Regions from separate parts of the Mus musculus genome. Here region 1 is linked to region 2. A link is a loop called in an ENCODE intact Hi-C map of the cell type or tissue named here. Cell type or tissue: gastrocnemius. All regions are shown on one strand. Links, peaks and the distances in the headings refer to the core of each region. The heading gives the core; the rest is flanking DNA.

Evidence for each region. Hi-C counts contacts between places; a loop is a spot of excess contacts. Peaks named below come from ENCODE experiments on the same cell type or tissue, not always from the same donor. Only the 100,000 strongest peaks of a DNase experiment are listed, where the experiment ranks them.
Region 1: a loop joins it to region 2, with 9 times the contacts of the local background. A loop is called at or near these places in 15 of 42 quality-filtered maps.

Annotation. Positions count from the first base shown.
Region 1 is chr3:83,078,390-83,083,772 of GRCm38, reverse strand. No RefSeq gene overlaps it. Among named protein-coding and RNA genes, the nearest start is that of Plrg1, 26 kb to the right of the region's middle. In gastrocnemius, for the core only: no CTCF peak of the experiment used is centred there; DNase peaks (open chromatin) are centred at 2,839, 3,021 and 5,128; H3K4me3 peaks cover 502 bases.
Region 2 is chr3:82,996,617-83,001,999 of GRCm38, reverse strand. Gm30097 (a long non-coding RNA gene) reads left to right here. Exons shown (of 5, transcript XR_375748.2): 2 at 4,671-4,773. Among named protein-coding and RNA genes, the nearest start is that of Fgg, 8.4 kb to the left of the region's middle. In gastrocnemius, for the core only: a CTCF peak has its summit at 2,813 (motif pointing left); a DNase peak (open chromatin) is centred at 2,783.

The sequences.
Region 1 (5,383 bases), core at 227-5,226, 82 kb before region 2:
ATACAGTGGACAAAACTGGGGTGATGAGAGTAAGCAGGGAGGTAACAGCTAGCTGCTCAACAACACTTCCTATTGCCTCCACCAGGACCACTTTACTCTTGGATGGCACAATCCTGGCATGGGTGAATGTCTATCCCCTTGACACACCAAGGTGTTTAAACTTGGTTGCCACCTTGATGAGATTCAGTATCACCATAGAAACAAAACCCTGGGGTTTTTTGGTTTTGTTTTGTTGTTTGTTTGTTTGTTTGTTTGTTTTTCTGGGAGGGAGTTTCCAGATTAGGTTAACAACGTGGAATGATCTGGCCTAAATAAGGGAGGCACCATTCCAAGGGTTGGTAGAGGGGCAGCTGGGAATGAGCTTCCTCCCAATGGATTCAAAATGTGTAGTAAGTTGTTACCTACCGCTGTTGCTGGGATCTGAACCCTCCCCTCTCATCAATGGTGAGGACTACTGATCCATAAAGGCCAAGGATGTTTATCCCCAGGGACTCTCTCAATTCAATATCTGGTTGCAGACAACAGTTCTGTGTTCAAACTTTTAGAATATTTTTACTAAGTGACATTCAGGCTTTCCTCTCTTATTTACATTCCTCAATTCAAGTAAAAAAAAAGTCAGCAACGGCATAAGGCAAGTCCACTAGGTTTTCTTTCTCCCCTTCAGAGTTGAATTCTTCAATAATACAGACACTATAGAGATTACATCTGGGGTCAAAACTCTCAAGCTTCTGTCCTTATGGGAGCCTCTAGCCATAAGCTCTCACCACAAAGGGCAGTAGCAGGTTCAGAAGGTCAAAATAAGAGCAGCCAAAGGTCGCTGGGAAACTCTGGCAATGAAGATGGAGAGCCACACTCTCACCTTCGGATTCTGCCTGATTTTATCACGTGTTTTCAGAATGGATGTGTTTGCTGCTAACTGTTGATTACATTTGAAATTCATCAAGGTATAAATTAACCTTATTAAAATTACTTCCAGTGCCCCCTATGCTTAACATTTAATGATTTGTTCAATAATTTACCTTCATTATGATTTCTTAAAGTCCAAACACTGGAAAGCAATTCTCCCAATGCATCAGTGATTGGAATTTCTAACTTTTAATGATCTAACAAAGAATATTAAGTACCTATCATTTATCAAACACTGTTCTGTGTACAGAATATGTTTGCGAATGGTGTAGCCCTGTGTCTTAGGATTTCCATTGCTGTGAAGAGACACCCATGACCAAGGCAACTCTTATTAAGGACAACACTTAACTGGGATTGCCTTTCAGGTTCTGAGGTTCAGTCCATCATCATCATGGTGGCAAGCATGGTGCTGGAGGAGCAGAGAGTTCTACATCTTGTTCCAAAGGCAAACAGGAGAAGGCTGGCATCCAGGCAGCTAGGAGATGGCTTTCAAAGCTCACCCACAAAGTGACACACTTTCTCTAGCAAGGCCACACCCACTCCAACAAGGCCATATCTTCAAAGAGTGCCATTCCCTGGGCCAAGCATATTCAAACCACCACACCCTGCTACTATCTAGAATATATTAAATGGGTGTTGATTTAAATGGGTTTTTGAAACTGTAGGCATGTCATAAAGGCTTTTGCAGAAATGCTAAGGGATGAGAAAGAACTCCATTGAATGAGGGTAGCACCGTGCCTCCGGCTGGGGTCCCAGACTAAATATAGCGGAGAATAGAAGTTGAGTCGCAACCTTCACCTCTCTCTGCCCCTTGTGAATGTGATGAGGTCATCCACCTCATGTCCCTGCCTCCATGTCTTTCCTACCATAACGATCTGGATCTCTCTACACTGCAGGCTCAAATCCTCCCTCCCTTAAGTTGCTTCTTGGTAGAGGTTTGATCACAGCAACAAGAAAAAAAAATAACTAATGTGTCAGGGAAACAGACAATAAAAAATAAATCTGTAAAATAAAAATGACATAACAGGCCTGAGAGTGTGTCTGGGAGTGCTTTCCTAGTATGCATAGATCAATCCCAAGGACTCATAAAACAGGACACTTGTAATTCCAGCATTTGGAAGATAGGCAGGAGGATCATACATTCCAAGTCATCTTTGACTATGTAGCAAGCTTGAATTCAGCCTGGGACACAACACACACATACACACACACACACACACACACATACACTAACACAGAAATATACACTCACATTCACACACAAACTTACGAATGCACACACACTCACACACGTGAACATATACACAAACGCACACTCACATATGAACACTCACCACACACACTCATTCTCACACACACACTCACATGCACATACACAGTAATCCTGGAGAAAAATGAAGCAGAATTAAGAAGTTGTTTTGGGTTGTTATATGCTTGGAGTGAGAAGATTCTGATTTTAAAACGGGTAAAACGTTTGCTTTCTGTCATTCCTTCAACTAAGAAAGAGAATTTTAAAGTTCTAATTTTTACTAAATTAAGCCCAAATAGGCAGTTCTTACAAATATCTCTATTTGGTACATTAAAATCATTAGATAACCAAGTTCCAATATATCTTGCAAAACAGATTTGTTTATTAATATTACAGAATTGCAAAGGAACTTAAACACACTGCTTAATCACTTGTCTAAGGACAGCTGTACTGACGGGCAATTGACAAAATGTGTGCATTGAACGTGTATGGGATTTGGTCCATATACACTGTGAAGTTATCAATATAATTACTATTTCCATCACCTGAGAGATGTTCTTCTAGTGTATGTTTTTTATATATGAGTGTTTTCCCTGCCTTCACCTGTGCACCATGTACATGCAGTACCCACAGAAGCCAGAAGAGGACGACATATCCCCTGGAATTAGAGTTAGAGACGCTTGTAAACTGATATGGCTCTTGTGGAAGAGGAACCAGATACTCTTAATCTCTGAGCCATCTCTCCAGCCCCTAGTCACTATGTGTGTGGTGAGAACTGCGAAGATCCGAAGATCCGTTCTCTCAGGCGACTTCAAGTGCACAGTACGTGATTCCTAGCACTCACAATGTGAGCACATACAGCCCCAGGGCTTTCTCATCCTGACACCTTGGGCAAGCCCCTCCCCCAGTTCCCATTTGGCGGCCCTTCCAAAGACTTCAGAGCACTTGTGTACACGCCGATCAGCGAAACTGAAAGGGGTAATTTCATACTTGGCAACAAACTGCACATGCCAGAATTGCTCAGCACTTGACATTTCTACAAACAGAGCTGAGAACATACATGAAAGAACAAAGTCAAGAGAGAGGAAGAAAAAAAAAAAAACCAAAAAACTAAAAACTTGGCAATCTGTTACATGGAAGGCATCCATACATTTGAAAGCAATTATTAAAGATCTGACGGGTTTTGGGGGAGGATGGAAAGTTGAAGTTGCTTCCTAGAGAATGGAAGGACGGCTCAGTGGTTAGGGGGTCATCTTGCTCTTGCAGTGGACAACAGTTTGGTCCTGAGGACTCCTATCAGGCAGCTCGCACCCATCTGTAGCTCCAGGTCCTGGTGGACTTCACACCTCTGGCTTCCTCTGGCACCTACACTCACACAAGCCCACACACAGACATGTAGACACACATAATATTGCATCCCAGCGTAATCAACCGCTTCAGCTGAAAAACTGACAACATAAAAGGAAAAAGGAAGAGTGAATCTCCATTGTTGTCTTTCCATTCTTCATGTTCCCTGGTGACACAGCACCATAAAGAAAGGCAGCGGCAGCGTGGGTAGGAAGAGCAGCTCAGAGGGACGGTCCTTGCAGTCCTGAAAAGGTGCAGCTAGAAACAATTAAGTTTGGTGCATTTTCCACTGTTCCAGTTAGCACCAAAACGCATAGGCAGATATGAGCTATGAAATACAAATTGTAAGTGTGGTGAGTTTGCATGTGAATGAAGGGCTTATATTTGCATCTAAATGAACACTGCATGATGGAAAAATAAATGTTAAGATGCATGCTAATATTTATTTATTTATTTTTATTTAAAATTTTAAGTAGCACACTCACACACACGAAAACAGTATCAGGAAAAAAGGGGCAAAGCTTTCTGCTGAAGTGCCTACTGCTAATGGCACCTTCTGTCTGATCTGTAAACAGCAGGCCTTGAATTTTCATTTTGCTCTGAGCCATGTAAATTATGTAACTGGTTTTAGTTTTAAGTATTATGTGCTGATCTATGTAACCTCATGGGGGTCATGCCAGGCATACAGCAAGTGTTTTGTGAGCATTCATTTTGACCGTTATTATCATGACTAATGTATTTAGAAAGGCAAAATAAGTCTGCACATTACTAGCAAAGACATCAGCTACAACAGAAATGTTAAAGAGGTGGTTTGCATGAATAGCTCCTGCTTACGTGTAGTTCATGAATGGATACAATATGCCCTTTATGTAAACCCAAGCTTTTGCCCATTTTCTAAAAAATGTATTACTTATTTGACAACTTTGTTTTTTAATTTCTGAAAAACTGTGGGGAAAAATACCTGTAATTTACAACAAAGAAACATCAGAATGGCTCAAGACTAGAGCTAATGGGTAATTGACTTGCTTAACAAATTAGGAGTACTGAATAACTTAGGGTCTCTCCTCCAAATACATCAGAAACCATCTAGCAGGTGTCTCCTATGTGGTTCATTCTAACGTATACAAGTCCCATTCAGTCAACATCTCACAAATAACGGTTGGAGAGGCACACAAGGGAACGGTACTTAGCAGCAAAAAGGAGCACTCCTCGAAAACACTGTTTAAGGGGAAGAAATCAGTGGCTAAAGACTATATTGGTGAGTACACACAAAGGAAATGTCCAGGAACACCAAACCCACGGGTGCCAGACAGATTAGTAGCTGATCAAGGCAGAGAGCAAGGCATCGAGGGAATGGAAGCTGATAAGCATGGAGTTGTAGTTGAACCAATTCAAGCTTAACCCTTGACTAGCTTACAAATGAATGAGCTTACAACATTATTGTATTTGGCTTTGACCATTACTGAGGTATCACCCCTAATCTTCTTTTCTAACTGCTGGCCTGGCTGCCTCCCCAGCTGTGTTTCCCAAACCCTTGCTGTTTCTCCTGGCCACGTGCTCATAGTCCATCCCCCCTCAGCTAGGCTTCCTCCTCCTCTGCTGATCTTTCCCTTTCTCCTCCCTCCCCCAGTGCCCCCATCTGGCAACTGAAAACCTGCCATCCTCTATGCCCTCCAGTAACTGGCTGTAGCCATTTGTACTCAAACGCTAGTTTTAAATTATGGAGTACGGTTTGCATAAAGAAGCTGGTGTGGGTGAGAGTTCACTCCTCTTGAGGCAACTAGACCTTGGGACCCAGAAATTAGCACTAAAAGTCATAGCAGCACACCAAACCTCAACATGGAGTTTCTTTGAATGGTGCTAGAAATGCCCACCAGGCTG
Region 2 (5,383 bases), core at 284-5,283:
CCTTTCAAAGATGAATGTATGAGACCAAGAAGAGAGATAGCACATAAAGGCTCCTGCCCACATGTCTGGTCACCTGAGTTCCACCTCCAGGACCTGCACCATGAAAGGAGAGAACTCACTCTTGCAAATTGGCTTCTGATCTCCACACCTGTGCACACACACTAAATAAATTTTAAAATTAAAGAAGTGTGTGTGTGTGTGTGTGTGTGTGTGTGTGTGTTGAGTGTAACTTGTTCACCATATCTCCCAAATTGGATTGAAATGTCACTGTCTCATCAAAATTCCAGATAGTGTTACAATCGTGTAACAATATATTAACTAAGACACATTTCATGTAAGCGGCCTAAAGCAGAGGAGTTTTTAATCTCTTGTCTGAAAGTCTTAAAACAGTGTACTCAGCAAACACCTGTTAAATGAATAAGATTTAATTTCCTAATCCAGTGGTTCTCAACCTGTGGGTTGGGACACTTTTGGGGGTCAAATGACCCTTTCAGAGGAGTCACCTAACACCATCTGAAAAACGCAAGTATTTACATTACAATTCCCAACAGTAGCAATAGTAGTTATGAAGTAGCAATGTAAGAATTTTATGGTTGGGGTCACCGTAACACGAGGAACTATTTTAGAGAGTCGCAGAACTAGGAAGGTGGAGAAGCACTGAGCCATTACTATTAGATGTTACTATGACATGCACAAACCATTAAATGCAGTTTGGGGCAGAGAAAATGAACATGAATCTGTTTCCAGGACGAGTCAAAGAAAGGAAAGACAACTTATATTAGCTTGAAAAACAACTGTCCCCAGAAAATCTGTCCACAGTTACCCAGAAGGTGGCTCCCATACAAGTGGCATCCCGATGTCACCAGATGCAGAGACACAACCTGACATTGCTGGCAGTGTAGCCCAGGGAGCCACCCCAGAACCTGGGCATCTGGGTCTGACGTAGAGAAGCATTTTTGGAAGAGTCAGAGTGAACCAAATTAAGCAGGTCTGTTGATTAAGTACAAAGAAAGTTGCATGGGAAGAGAGGCTCACAGGTAGTAAGCACTCAGCAGTGAGTCTGCGTGTGGTGCCGGGGTTTGAAATGACTTAATCTACAACCAGGTCAAGATGTTAAGGAAAGTATCTGCTACCACGTTGACTTTTCCTGAACGGTGAGTTCTGGTTCGTGGCGGATCGTGCAGGGCTCCAGCGGGTGCAGGGAACACTAACCGTGCTGAACACGTTGAGCAAAGAAAGCCTTCCTTTGAAAGTAGGTCACAAAGAGGGTAGACTTGAGGCATGGTCTTTTGACAATCACGCTTGCAATGTTTCTCAGAAAAGTGGAGACAGGGAGGTCTGGTCAGTTCTGGTGAAACTCCTGGGTGTCAGCCAGGAGGACAAGAAGAGCCAGGGTGAGAGTGGGGGTGGGAGCACACCTATTCTCGTGTCTCTTCTATCTGTCCCCTAGCTATCCTGACACAGAGCAGATAGAGGCATGCACTGAAACTTTTTGACTGAAAGGGACGTTATGTGCTTATTTTTCAAAAAGGCAAAGAGAAACTGTAACATTTTAAAACAAACCCCAATAGACTGGTGCCCATAAAACAAGCCTCTGGAGCCCTAGAAGGCCGCCACGCTAATAAACAAACAAGCAAATAAATATTCAGGAGCTGCTGTTATCCTGTTCCCTTGATTTGCTGTATGAAAATAAAAGGTGAGAAGGCTACACACTGGCCTCTGGGCTGTATCTGCTTGCTTGGAATGAACGACTCTCTATAATAGTGAGCAGAATCAAGCTGAATGAACATTCTAGGCGTGGCAAGCAAAGGAATTTATAGCATGGTACTGTGGAGCTTTAGCACCAACCTAGGCAGATGGCTTTAAGTGTGTGGTTAGAGAGAGCCTGAACGGTAGAGAAAGCGGGCTGATCTTCACCTAACCCAGTCCCTGGTGGAGTCTGCCTTCGATCTTCACCTAATCCAGTCCCTGGTGGAGTCGGCCTCCGCTCCTTTACTGCAGCCCTTCTCATTCACTTGGGCCCACTTAAAGCTCAGGCCACGGCCTTCCAAGAGGTTGATTCACACACTCCCCTACTGACTTGGAGCTGAGCCTCAGGCTGCTCCCCTGCCCTCTTTTGCCCTATGAGGGGGTAGGCCAAAACCACCAGGCAAGTTCTGACCCGGGCTCAGTTTAGGGTCCAGATTCTGACCCTACTAATGCTAGCAACAAGGGGATTTTGAGAATGAGCAGCCCGTGAGTTGATGGGGGTAAGGCCGGCTTCTGAGATGTGAAAACATAAAAGAGCCCAAGAGCAGAAGTCAGATCTGAACTGGAGAGCTTAAATAGGGCTGGGAGCGTAGCTCATTGGTAGAGGATGTGTGGGTCCTGTACCCTCCGTAGCCCACCAGCTCAGTCCCCAGCATGCAAAACAAACACCGCCAACCAATTAGAAAAAGAAACAATGGCTGGCTCCTGCCTCAATTCCTTGCTGATGTAAAGACTGTCAGCCCCACAAAATAATAATAATATTTCATAACACAGAATGGATTAGTCGTTTTCAGTATTTCAGCTTCTGTGGAGTCAGAGATGGGGAGGCCACCAAGGTTTTGCAAGTTAATGTACTCTGTGAAGTGAATCTCTTCATCCGAATTTCTGAGCAGCATGGAAGAATGTACTGTGCAGAATTGCGGACGGATTGTCTAGCACATGTCATTCCAGACCTCTAGGGTTGCACAGGCTTATTAGACTTAGTGATCAGAATACCAAGAACGTGTAAGACCTATGGCAGACAGTCTAATATTTAATGCTATACTGCCACCTTCTGGTGGAGTGATTTTGAACACTAGCTACAAATGTCACCTTCCTACACCCAACCTGCTGCATAGATTGTTACAGATTAAGGAATCTTCTCTTTGTTCTTTTTGTATGCGTATGAATTCTTGTATGAATGTAATATTTCTCTATTTACATTAGGTCATGAGATGGAGCGGTAGATATCATGGCATGGCCTTTAAATCAGAATTTTGATATACTTATGCGTGGGAGAGACTAGGGTGTCAAACTGGCCCTGATGGAGTCACAGATTCACTGTGCAGTTGAAGGTCTGTCCAGCTATTGTTAGCAGGTGTGTAAAAGTGCAAGAACCCCCATTTATGTCAGCTTTTTCACTATTGATTTTCCCCCAAGAAGCTGGCACCCTCAATCCAAAAGCTTGCTGACAGTAGAGTCATGTTTTTACGAATCCAGTTGTTTGGAACACATTCCAAATGAGCATATTTTTAGCCGTGTAAAACCCACTTGCTTCACGTACAGAAAAATACACCCAATATCTGCTGGCCAAGGATAAGACCTCATTCAGCTTCAGCTGTTTCATGTTCACTGACACAGAGCCACCTGATGGGCTGATGAAGGACATCATCTAAATATTAATGCCCCCTTCAGTTTCCCTTCTCCCAGAGCTCTTTGCTCTCCTCTCCTTCTTGGTAGTGTTTCATACCCAAATGGCCAATAGTCTTGAAGGTCCCATACTGTATGGATTCGCCTGTTACCAGAGATGTTAGAATCAGAGTCTGGGCATTGGGAGCCCGAACAGGCTAGTCTCAGCCACAAGTTCTCAATAGGACTGTTAAGATGGAATAGAGTACAAATCAGAAAGAGATGACTGAGTGACTATATGGGGAGAAGAACCAATGAGCAGTCCAGTGACATCCCTGGGGTCCTGACATCCCTGGGGTCCAGTGACATCCCTGGGGTCCTGACATCCCTGGGGTCCAGTGACATCCCTGGGGTCCTGACATCCCTGGGGTCCAGTGACATCCCTGGGGTCCAGTGACATCCCTGGGGTCCTGACATCCCTGGGGTTCTGACATCTCTAAGGTCCAGTGACATCCTGGGGTGTGGGACGCCCAACTTGCCAGCAAGTAAGACGCCACAACAGGATCTTTCTGCAACACGTTTATTGGGAGAGCATGGACTGCGTAGGCGAAAGACCCTGAGCCCCAGAAATGGCGCTGCTAATATAGGCCTAGGAGTGACGTGTCCATACCTGATTGGTTATGCTACCAGTACCTCATTAATATGCCTCGGGCCAGGCAGTGACTCGGCAAAAAACTCTTATGCACATGCGCACATTGGTTGTTTACCCATATTCATGGGTGTTGGCTTATTGAAACCAGCGCCATCTTGTAATGGCGTTTGGGGCTTCCCACACTGGGGTCCTGACATCCCTGGGGTCCAGTGACATCCCTGGGGTGCAGCGACATAAACATGAGGCTTATGTTTAATGAGAAGGAGAGGCGCATGCGTCCCTAAGCAGTCCTGGCCAGGCTGTGGCTCGGCCCACTATCATCTGTTCAGCTCTGTTTTCTCCTGCAAGGTAGTCAGACAAGTTGCGAGAACTGTGTGAGGTCTCTTTCCAGGAGACAAATCCTTTTCTGTGGCTAGCACCAAGGTTGTAGCCCTTTCCTCTTCCCAACATGGAATCCTTGAAGGAAATTTAAATTCGTGGAGATCCACATTCTCTGCAGTCTGATGGCCGAAGAGCAGTGCACAGTGTCTCTCTCTTCTCCCTTTAAAATCCTGTTGCTCCCAGGATGCTCGCCCCACCCCACCGTGCAATCTTGTCAAATGCTGCCCCATTAAGCCCACCGATGACAGCTTCTTTCAAAAACATTTTTATTTTAAATCAGGATTCCACTCCTCAAGAGCCTCTAGAGACTTGCACCATCATACAAGAGAGGCCTCACCTCACGCAAGAGAACGCAGGAGAAAGCAGAGGCAGTCATAAAGAAGGTAACCTGAGCAGTTTGTGTGGTCATGGCCCTGCTTGTGCTTCCTTTCCACAGAGCAGCACTGTTTCCCGAAGAGGCACACAGAGGATTTGAGGCCACCTGTGTCCCTGGACTTCCATTCCCAGGGTGTCCTGAAAGGCACAAGAAGGATGACTCTGAGGATGAGTACTTTAGGGCCATGTCATCCTAGCCGTGGGCCAAATGGCCAATCCTAAGTGTGTGTGTGTGTGTGTGTGTGTGTGTGTGTGTGTGTGTGTGTGTGTGTGTGTACTCAAAGGGGCAATTAGGGGCAAGGAGGGACAATGTGGGTCTAACCTGGAAGCTCACAGGGTCAGTGTTTGAAGGTCAGTGTTAGGAAGGGCTCGCCCTCAGGCTACTTGGGAGACTGGGGGAGGAGAACAATAAAAGTTCAAGGACTGCCTGAGTTTAAAGCCCACTCAAGCAACTTAGTGAGATCTGGTGTCAAAATAAAAGCTACTGATGCATCAGCAGGGCTTAAAATGCATGGGGTGGTGGGATGCAAGTCTCCGTACTGGAAAGCTTTTTCTCATTGGAGAGTGAATGGTTATCTAAGGTCAGGCCTCTTTCCTTTTTTCTTTTCTTCCCTCCAG